Linked DNA regions of Mus musculus: region 2 is linked to region 1. Evidence: chromatin loops called from intact Hi-C (ENCODE). Cell type or tissue: left cerebral cortex. All regions are shown on one strand. Each heading gives the region's core, and the rest is flanking DNA. Links, peaks and the distances in the headings are about the cores only.

What was found. Peaks named below come from ENCODE experiments on the same cell type or tissue, not always from the same donor. Only the 100,000 strongest peaks of a DNase experiment are listed, where the experiment ranks them.
Region 2: a loop joins it to region 1, with 2.8 times the contacts of the local background. A loop is called at or near these places in 5 of 42 quality-filtered maps.

What each region holds. Positions count from the first base shown.
Region 1 is chr17:15,766,479-15,771,860 of GRCm38, forward strand. Chd1 (chromodomain helicase DNA binding protein 1) reads left to right here. Exons shown (of 36, transcript NM_007690.3): 34 at 972-1,026; 35 at 2,088-2,298; 36 at 3,500-5,382. The coding sequence ends at 3,845. Among named protein-coding and RNA genes, the nearest start is that of Rgmb, 62 kb to the right of the region's middle. In left cerebral cortex, for the core only: no CTCF peak of the experiment used is centred there; DNase peaks (open chromatin) are centred at 2,988 and 5,117.
Region 2 is chr17:15,515,877-15,521,258 of GRCm38, forward strand. Tbp (TATA box binding protein) reads left to right here. Exons shown (of 8, transcript NM_013684.3): 8 at 828-1,551. The coding sequence ends at 907. Among named protein-coding and RNA genes, the nearest start is that of Pdcd2, 8.7 kb to the right of the region's middle. In left cerebral cortex, for the core only: a CTCF peak has its summit at 2,542; no DNase peak of the experiment used is centred there.

The DNA of each region.
Region 1 (5,382 bases), core at 131-5,130:
ATATTCTTTATTATTTAGAAATAAATGGAGAATTTAGTTAATAAAATAGAGGTAATGAATAAATTAAATCAAATACCATTGGAGTTAATCCCATAAAATAATAGTCCAAAGCATAAATCCATAAGCCTAGATCAGTGGGCAAGGAAGCAGGATATTATATTGGTCTCATGGATAATAATTATAAAAGGAGCAGGATATTCACATGAAAAGAGAAACTGTTTGACATTACCTTAAGTAATCACAACAAACCAGAACATGAAGACGTCGGCTACAGTGCAGAGAAACATGTTCCAGCTGTGATGGTGTCACCAATAGTATAGGATTTGAATCTAGCCATGGGAACATTTCAGACAAACTGCATTAGAGGGATTCTCAATAAAAGTACTGAATAAGACTCATAAAAATGAGCCAGGCGTGGTGGCGCATGCCTTTAATCCCAGCACTCGGGAGGCAGAGGCAGGTGGATTTCTGAGTTTGAGGCCAGCCTGGTCTACAGAGTGAGTTCCAGGACAGCCAGGGCTATACAGAGAAACCCTGTCTCGAAAAACAAAAGAAAAGTTATCAAAGGAAAGACTGCCACAGAGACATAATGGCTAGCTGACATGTAGGCTTTAGCCTGGCTTCTAGGGACATAGGAGAGATCTGATTGGAACACGATTGAGCTGAGAGTGTATTGGGTATGATTTCACATTGGTGGGTGGCTGATGAGCATATGAGACCGGCACATGGTTTTCATCATCTTCTTTGTCAAGTCTAAAATTAATTCAAAGTCAGTTTTTAAAAACATGGAGGAAATTGTTTTGTTTAAAGATACTTGTATATTTTATATTTATATATGCTTGGTATTTGAAGATCTTAATTCAACATGAGGATTTTCTTAAGCCGCTCCCCCTCCACCCCCCATTCTATCAGAGTAGTTTAGGCTACTTAGATTACTTAAACATGTCTAATACTTGTGCATTTTATTTTAGCAAAACAGTGACCAGAATAGCAATGTTGCTACCACTCATGTGATTAGGAATCCAGGTAAACTTTTAAGAAGTTTTTTCTTTCTTTTCTTTTCCTTTCATTTCTTTTTCCCCGATGGTGTGCGTTGGCTTCATTTTTGTAGATTTATTTTTTGTGTGCAGGTGGGTGTGCGTGTGGTCACATGTGCCTGTGTGAGAGCACAGGTAAGGGTGTGCGTGTGGTCACATGTGCCTGTGTGAGAACACAGGCTAGCGAGGGTTTTGAACGCCCTTCATATGCTTTTCTACATGGTACTTAGAGCTTGAGGCCCATAGGTTTGCAGTCTGCATTCTATCTAGCAAGTGTTAGAAATCCTCTGTTCTTTGCTTCCTTGGAGCTTGGTCAGGCTTGTTATGTGGGTGCTGGGATCTGAGCTCGGGAACTCAGGAATGCGCAGTAAACACATTTATTCTGTAAGATATGTAGCTCCCTAGCCCCTGTTTCGTTTCTTAAATCAATTTTTAAAAAGTTATTCTTGTTCAAAGTACTGAGAAACGACTATTAACAGAAAGAGAATCAGGTCATTTTCTTCCCTCTAACCTGTCTGTACTTTAGGGGTGTGTGCGTATGCATGCGCACATAAATAGAACCTGAGTCTTGTTTGTTTGTTTGCATGTGGTTTGGCTTATCCCTGGGAGAGAGAGGCTAAAAGTTCTCAGTCAAGAAGTCATTAGTTTGCCCATAGTTCTCTTTTGAGGACTAGGACTCTGTAAAATTTCCCCTTCCATATTAATATGTCCATTGATAACACCATTGCTCTGATCTTAGTGTGGCAGTAATTTCTAGGAGAGACAGACTTCCTAGTCCTTTGGCTTTCCCACCTCCGTCTCTGCAGTGTTCTCTCAGTCACAGACACAGGAGCTGTGACATGGATCTGTCCTTGGAGCTGAGCTTTTCAGGGTCCAGTTGGAGTTTTCTGTGATGGTCTCTACTTGCTATAAAGAAGCTTTGATGAGGGATGGTACCGACACTTACCTGCAAAACCCTTTAAATGCTTTTGTGTTTGAGAATTGATTTTGTTTGGGCAGGAGTTACTGTTATTATTTGTATTAATGAAGTTTCACTTATTTATCTAATAGATATGGAAAGGTTAAAAGAGAATACAAATCATGATGACAGTAGCAGGGACAGCTATTCTTCTGACAGACACTTATCTCAGTACCATGATCATCACAAGGACCGCCATCAGGGAGATTCTTATAAAAAGAGTGACTCTCGGAAGAGACCCTACTCCTCATTTAGCAATGGCAAAGACCACCGCGAGTGGGATCACTACAGGCAAGACAGCAGGTGAGCTGGAGAGCGAGTGGCTTAAACATTTACCTTCTCTCATCCTTCTCTTGTTAAGTACATTTCCTACATTTGGGATAGACCTATGCCATTTTCATGAGAATAGATCAAGCATTTTTTATATATCAACAAAAAAAGATAGTACTTTTCATGTTAATGTTTATAAATTTTTCTCCAAAATGGTTTTGAAGTAGTAAATTGACATCAGAATATGCAATGAGTTTTAAAAGTTTTGTCATTTTAAATAGTGCAGCTTGTTGGTGGAAGTACAGGCTTTTTATGGAGAGAATTCTGCATTGGATACTGAAATTCTTAGGAGGGAGAACCTATATTAAGTCAAAATATATTTTATTCCTTTATTGCTTAAAGAGTTTCCTTGCTAATTTGAAACCATTGCTACAATTAAACTCAGACAATTGATAAGTAAAAGTCAGAAATAAATGGAGGACCTGCAGGTGCTGCTCTGAGTTGCTCAACCGAGTGGAGAAGCCCCATGGGGCTCTGTGGTTCAGTGGTGCTCACAGCCATCGCTGTATAAGCACTCATTATAGAAAGGCTTTTTGTTAGAGATGGTGTAAACAGAAAAGCTATATCTGTAACTACATATACCAGTAATTTCACGAGAAAGTGTTTGTGACAAGAATCTTTGTCTAATCGGAGCATTTTATTTGAAAAGGCAAATATGTAGAGACTTCTTGTTCAGCTGCCAGATTGCATGTGTGTTGACTCATTACATAACTAGTTGATGAAAAAATGTTTGACATCGCCAACTACTGAGAAGTTTCTTTTTATGAGTTTTCAGACTACATTCTGGCATTCTAGGTTTTCCTCCAAGAGGTTTGTAAAGGGCTTCAGTTTCCAGGGGAAAGTGCATAGCTGGGGTTATTTCTGTGCATCTCACACTGAGCTCCACTGATCCACGAGATTTCTTAGTGAGGTACAAATACGTTCAGGGAGCTTTGTGTGCCTCTATCCAGACTTGTGAGCCAGAATTTGTATAGAGATTCCTAGTGATTTCAGCAGCTGTGTGAGGTGGCTCTGTGTTGCACAGAGAAGTGGTTCTCAGCTACTTTCAGGAAACTGTGAGCTTCTGCATGATTAAAATACATGTTAAAGTAGCTATACTTTTCTGTATGTATGGTTTTATTTGGGAATTTTAACTTACTAATTTGACTAAGAGTCTAAATTTCTCTTTCATTAGGTACTATAGTGACCGAGAGAAACACAGAAAACTGGATGACCACAGGAGTCGAGAGCACAGGCCAAGTTTGGAAGGAGGCTTAAAGGACAGGTGTCACTCTGACCACCGATCTCACTCGGACCATCGAATGCACTCAGACCATCGCTCAAGCTCCGAGCACACACATCATAAATCCTCCAGGGATTATCGGTATCTCTCAGATTGGCAGTTGGACCACCGAGCTGCCAGCAGTGGCCCTAGGTCACCTTTAGATCAGAGGTCTCCATATGGCTCCAGGTCCCCATTTGAACATTCAGCTGAACACAGAAGTACGCCTGAACACACCTGGAGTAGTCGGAAGACATGACAGAAGCTCATGAGTTTGTCTTCCGGGACTTTGTTTTAGCCATAGATCATAAACCAACACAGTAATTGCCTTACATGACTTGAAAGATTCAAACAGCTCTTCTGTCAGTAGCAGTATTGTTACTTCTCTCCAGGACGCAAGGTCTATTATCCCAACAGAAGAGAAAATATTTTTATATTTAAGGATTATGCTGCACTGTACTGCGATACTGCAGTACCTTTTTTTTCTTTTTTTAAAGAAATGGAAAATGTTTACTATGCCAGGGACCTCAGCACTGCCCTCCCGTGTAGGCTGTATAAAACTGTTTTTATGTCAGTGATTTTAGACTGACTCCATTTAAATTATGTTTGTATATGAACTTTACTCTGACCTGTGATCATGTTTCAGGAAGGAATAAAAGAGAGGTCTTTTCTTAATAAAGAAAAATCACTCAAGGACTTTGTTCACTTTCCAAAGCTACTTGTTTACATTGTACACTGCGACCACCTTGCCGCTCCCATCACAAGCTTGAATATTTAAATCCTGTACTTAAGTTTGTAATATAGCCGGGAATTTCCTGTCTGTGATTATTATTATGCCTTTTTACAGAAGAAGATGGCTGTAAATTATTGTAAATGGATTAAATGAGCTGCCCTGCCCTGCCCTTCTCAGGCTTCTTTTGACTGTTCCTTTCCCTACCAACTCAGGCCTTCTTATTAAAAAAAAAAATCAGTGTAATAACACTTTTTAATGATTTGTCTTGATGGAATCATTGTTTAGAATGTAAAAATGGGGAAAGGGGCCACTTATTTCTTTTAGTCCTTTTTATATTGAGTATTTTTATTAGATACATGTTTTGCCCCTCCTTTTTAAAGTCAATATTGTGTTTGTAGTTTTACAGAAGCAGTGGCGAGGGTTACATGTGAGACAAACTCGGTGCTCTGGGAGAGTCCCCAGTGCATTGGGTTGAAAGGGTGGTAGGTGTATGAACACTTAAAATCCAAACGGCCAAACGTTCTTGTAAATGCATTGCTTTTCCCTTTCATGTGGGCAATAATGTCAAACGTGCTATGCAGCCAGGTTAACATTTGAGGTAAACTTGATTGGCTTTAATATAAAAACTGTTACAGTACACACTGATTGTATATAAAAACCTTATATATGACAAATTAAATTTTAAGAAAAAGGATATGTGGGCTCCTGTAGTTTTCTGCTGCATTCTTGTTTCCACGAGCATTTAATCTTTGCTTTAAGTAACAGCTGCCAGAAAGAAAGGTATTTTGGTCAGCAACTGAGAACTGTTGATATGTAATCCTAAAACTGCCTACGTCTGTATAGATGAATCAGTCTTCTATGAAGTAAAACAGATTCTAGCAGTCTCGGCTTCCTGTAGACATTCCTCTAGGATGTCTTACTCGTCACCTCGTTTCTCCTTATATTCAGTGGGAATTTTGGATGTATGTTGTGTAACCATTAATAACCTTTACTCCTGGTCATGTCTCCATGGAGTAGCTGTGGGGCTACCTAAAGTTAGTCTGTGGCTTTGTATTTTCATATC
Region 2 (5,382 bases), core at 270-5,269, 250 kb before region 1:
GATGTAGCCGTCAGCTAGATTAAGCTTGACTGTGGGAGCAGGCAGGGATGGGACACTGACTGTTTTCAGTTGGCCCTTGCACCTTGGGGGTTAGTAGAGTATGATTACAAGACTGAGAAGAGCTCAATTGAATACCAACAGTTGGGAGAATAAGATTTCAGTCCTCAGTGCTTGTCAGATACCATGTCACTCAGGTCCAAGTATGGGAAGGAACTAGAGTAGGAAGTAGATATTGTCTTGCTGACTTGTGGATCCTGATCTCAGACCAACTATATAGTGAGGAAATGATGGTCTAGGGTGTTTAAAAGTCGCTAAGTGTATCACTTTTTTTTTTTTTTAAAGATTTATTTATTTATTATATGTAAGTACACTGTAGCTGTCTTCAGACACTCCAGAAGAGGGCGTCAGATCTTGTTACAGATGGTTGTGAGCCACCATGTGGTTGCTGGGATTTGAACTCCGGACCTTCGGAAGAGCAGTCGGGTGCTCTTACCCACTGAGCCATCTCACCAGCCCGTGTATCACTTTTTAAAACACTTAGAAAATACTGTTCTAAAAACATAGCTGGAGAGCTAGCTGGGCATGGCCCTTAATCCTAGTAATTCATAGGCAGAGGCATGGTCTATGCAAGTTCCAGGAGAGCCAGAGCTACATAGAGAAACCCTGTCTCAAAAAAAGGGGGTAGAATAGTGGGTACAGCTAGGATGGTGATAAGGGGATTCCACCATTTGTTTGTCTTAACTAGGTATAGAGAGAACTGTATTTATGTTTTAAGGTAATGATGCTACTTCTTAACCATCTCATTTCTGTTCCATGTGTCTTTGTAGGTGCTAAAGTTAGAGCAGAGATTTATGAAGCATTTGAAAACATCTACCCCATCTTAAAGGGATTCAGGAAGACCACATAGTTGTCTGCCATGTTCTCCTGCCTTCCCTATCCACGTGTTTTTTAAAACCAGTCAGTTTTGGTACCACTGATGGTACAGTTGGTGAGGACACTCAGTTACAGGTGGCAGCATGAAGTGACACTGTGTGTCCTACTGCAGGATACTAGAAAGGTTCCCCCTCTGCACTGAAATCACCCTGCAGCACTACTGTGAGTTGCTTGCTCTGTGCTGCTACTTGGGCGGCACTGCCCATTTATTTATATTTAGATTTTAAACACTGCTGTTGGTGATTGTTGGTTTAAGGGACAGAACTTTAAGTGTTCAAGCCACCTGTACAATTGGACTTTTCATTTTAATCTTTCCCACACAAGCCAGTTTTTATATTTCTACCAGAAAAGTAAAAATCTTTTTTAAAAGTGTTGTTTTTCTAGTTTGTAACTCTTAGGAGTTATTTTTGTGCCAGATACATTCCGCCTTCCCAGTATTGCAGGACTGAATAGTTGTATTAATCAAAACAATGGCTGTACATACTTTTCTTTCTTCAGAGTACTCTGCACAAAAACGCAGCTTGTAAATTGTTAGATTTTTGTTATAAATGATACCTTGTAAGTCATGTGATCATACTGTCAAAGAAATTTATTTTAGATATAATGCCTGAGACCATTGTTTTGTTTGCTTGTCTGTTTGATTTTTGGTTAACATTTATTGTCTGTCGCAGTAAGAATGGACACGCCGCTGATTTTATGACTCCCATTGAACACCCTCTTGTCTCCTAGATTGCCCACCGTGTCTGGGATTTTTAACAAATTAGTTGTTTTGTTCCTTTTTCAGCCTTTGCCAAAGCCTTGTCCAAGGTTCCATAGCTAGTAAGAGACAGAGGGTAAGTTAGTAATTCAAGTATACAAGTTGATGCCCTATCCACAGATAGCTAATTCTCTCGTATTATATTTTTGTCATGGCTGTTTTCTCTTGAAATACCAGGTGGACACTTCTAAAGCCTTGAGTTGTTTTGGAGAGCATTCTGTCCTTTTAAATTCTAAAAGTACATTTTGCACAGTTCCAAGTATGTGTAATCAGAAGGAAGTCTTTTTCTTCCCAGCCTTTCCTGTTTCCCCAGGGTAACGTCCAGATTAGTGAGTGGGTGTCTTCATCTTCCGCTATATTATGCCTGCACTCTCCAGTATGCCTGATGGTGGCAGCAGGCCTTTAGGGTTACTAGGGTCCTGTCTGAGATAACAAGACTGAGAAGAGCGCCACTGAGTGCCAGCAGCCGGGAGGATAAGGTTTTGTCCTTAGTACTACTATCTGTCACCTAGCCAACTATCCTGTCACTCAGGACAAAGTGTGGGAAGGAACCGTGGACTGGGTGAGTGGGGGGTGGGTCTCACCTTGCTGACTTGTGAAGTGTGGTGAGGTGGTGGACTAGGATGTTAAAGTTACCAGCTGTTTTGCTTCTCTAATTTTTAACGTGCAAATCCGTCCTTTGGGGCTGCTGTATTTTGGAAAAATACCGAAACATACGTTTTCTTGTGACTTTTGCAGTCAGTGTATCAGCTATACTTACATTGCATTATAAGACATTGCATCTGCAATGTCCTAGATACCTTGATTTGAACAGCTCCCCTAGTGATGGCAGTGCACAGTGCTGTACAGTGTTGGACCAGGTATTCTTGTATGTGTGTTTTGAATACGTACATAGATTCCTATAGTATACTTTTACAAGAGGGATTTCTGTATTATAGACAGTTTATGTGACTTAAATTTTGACAAATCAATACTAGACTTCAATAGCCCCCCCAAAAGTGTACAAAGTACCCTTTTTTTTTTTTTTAAGATTTATTTATTTTATGTGAGTACACTGTTACTCTTCAGAGACACCAGAAGAGGGCATTGGATGTCATTACAGATGGTTGTGAGCCACCAAGTAGTTGCTGGGAATTGAACTCAGGACCTCTGGAAGAGCAGTCAGTGCTTTTAACCACTGAGCCATCTCTCCAGCCCTATTTGTTTAACTACTATTAAGAGTTGATTGCATTTGAACACTAAGTTCTAGGCATGTAATGGTTGATAAGTAGTAATTCTGTTTTTTCTTTCTGGTATTTTCAGTATTTCAATGGCCGGGGCTTTAATGTATGTACCTTGCTTGTTTTCTTTCTTTCTGTTTTTTGTTTGAGACAGGATGTTGTGGTTTGGGTTGTATAACCCAGGTGGCCATGAACTCAGTGATTCTGCCTTACTCTTTCAAGTAGCTGGAATTATAAGCCACTAGAGCTCACCAAGGTCTCCATTAAACTGGTTCTGTATTATGCATATCCTTTTATCCTTACTGGGGATAGAACACAGGATCTCATGCTTGCCTACATCCAGAGTAAAGCCCTTAGCATGTACTAGAATGTTATGTGTACTGTACCTAGATTACACATGAAGCAGACTTTTCGAGAATGTGATTATCTTAGAGTTTCTTTTATTGTGATAAAATACCATGACCAAAAGCAACTTTTGTGGAGGAAAGGGCTTATTTCAGCATATAGTTATAGTGTATGAGAGAATGCTGCTTACTGGCCTGCTCAGCCTGCTTTCTTATACTCCCAGGGGTGGCACCACCCACACATTGATTTGGGCTTGCCAACATCAGTCAATAGCCCCCACCCCCACCCCCCAGACTTGCTTACAGGCCAGTCTTACAGAGCCTGTTCTCAAGATTCCCTCTCCCCGTTTATGTCTAGCTCTGTCGAGTTGACAAAACAAACCAAGACAGTGGTTTAAAGTGAGAAGGGATCTTGCAACCACTTAGCCCAGACTGATCAGGCACTTAGCCTTGAATCTGTGGACTTCCAAGATTGACCCAGATGTAATCAAGTGAGTGCCTAGCTGGGTACATTCACGTCCACACTGCCTAGAGATATCCTCAAATAGCCCTTGCCGTTTATAAATGCCTTAGTGCATTTACTTTTAAAGCCCTTGGCATTTAGAACTTTCTGTAATACATTCTGAGCAGACAGCATTGCTGGTCATTTGGGATGTGAAGCCACACTCACACCTCTGTCTGAGTCTTTTTCCTGAGTCAGTTTCTACATGTTTGCCACTAATTGCTGTAAATTCCTTCCACAGCTATGGACTATGATACTAGTTCTACGTGGTTCTTACTGATTTAGCTTCAAGTTAAAATGAACAGCATTTCCCCCTTAAAAGTAGCCTGGTTCCTCATAGGAATCTCTAAATGATCCCATATATCTTAATGTACACGTAGGTGGTATGAACTCATAGGCCAGGACTTTGTGTAATGTGCTGTAGTCAGAAAGTCAATGGTAGTAGAGTGTGATGTGGCCTCTTAAAATTCAGAGTGAACAAGAATGCTAGGGTAACATGATACAACAGCTCTGTTCAGGTTTGTCTTGGTGTAGATCTCTGATGTTGAGAATTCACTTTTGAGTGACAACTGGAAAGACCATTAACCTTTTAAGATTTAGTCATTGCTTGGCAGTGTATCCTATGGAATACCCCACACCTGAAAGATGGCTCAGGCCCACTCTACTCAGGTTACTGCTTCCAGGGCCAGTTTCTTCTCTCTTCACTTTCCTCTGTCAACCTGTGAAGACAGTCTGTACAAAGGGAAGACAAGGGTCTAGTTTATCAATCTTCTATAAGCAGGTTCCCTAGCTTTTCAAAGTCAGTGCTGAAGTCGGGCCTCAAATCCAGGCTCCGGCCATCCCTGGTACTTCTACTTTACTGGCTTCTCCTTTATCCTACTTAGTCTAACAAAGCTCAGTGTCTCTTTGTTCTGTACCAGACAGAATTTGTCTACTTCAGTTTTACCTACATACCTCTTTAACTGTGTAAATGTAGAGGTGGGGAAATGCTGTGCAGGTTTATAGGAAACATATCTGTAAAGCTTCCCTTTCCAGATACTCTTAAGACTTTATTTTCTGTTTGTGTATCTGGGGGTTATGCCACATATGCATGCATGCCCACAGGGGCCAGAAAAAGGGCATCAGATCCTCTGGAGCTGGCTATTACAGGTAGTTGTGCGCTTCCTGATGTGAATGCTAGGAACTGGACTTGGGTCCTTCGGAAGAGTAGCAAGCACTATTACCTAGCTGAGCTAGAGCTGGCTGGGAGATTAACTGAGCCCAAGCTATTTTTGCAGAAGACCCAGGTTTGATTCTCAGTATTCACCCAGCTGCTCACAAGTATCTAACTTCCACAGAACCCAGCATCATCTGGCCTCTGAAAGTACCAGGTACTTTGTGGTGCTCACACATTCAGGCAAAACATAAATAGACTTAAAGTGACAGTAATAATATCAAACAGCTGAGCCATCTCTCTGGCAGATTTTTTTCTTCACACACATGAGTATTTCTATAAAACTAACATGCCATGAAAATCAATAAATAACGTTAGTTTACCCCCTCTTGGTGTCTATGTACTATTCATACCATTGCCCTGGTACTTCTACTTTACTGGCTTCTCCTTTATTCTACTTAGTCTAACAAAGC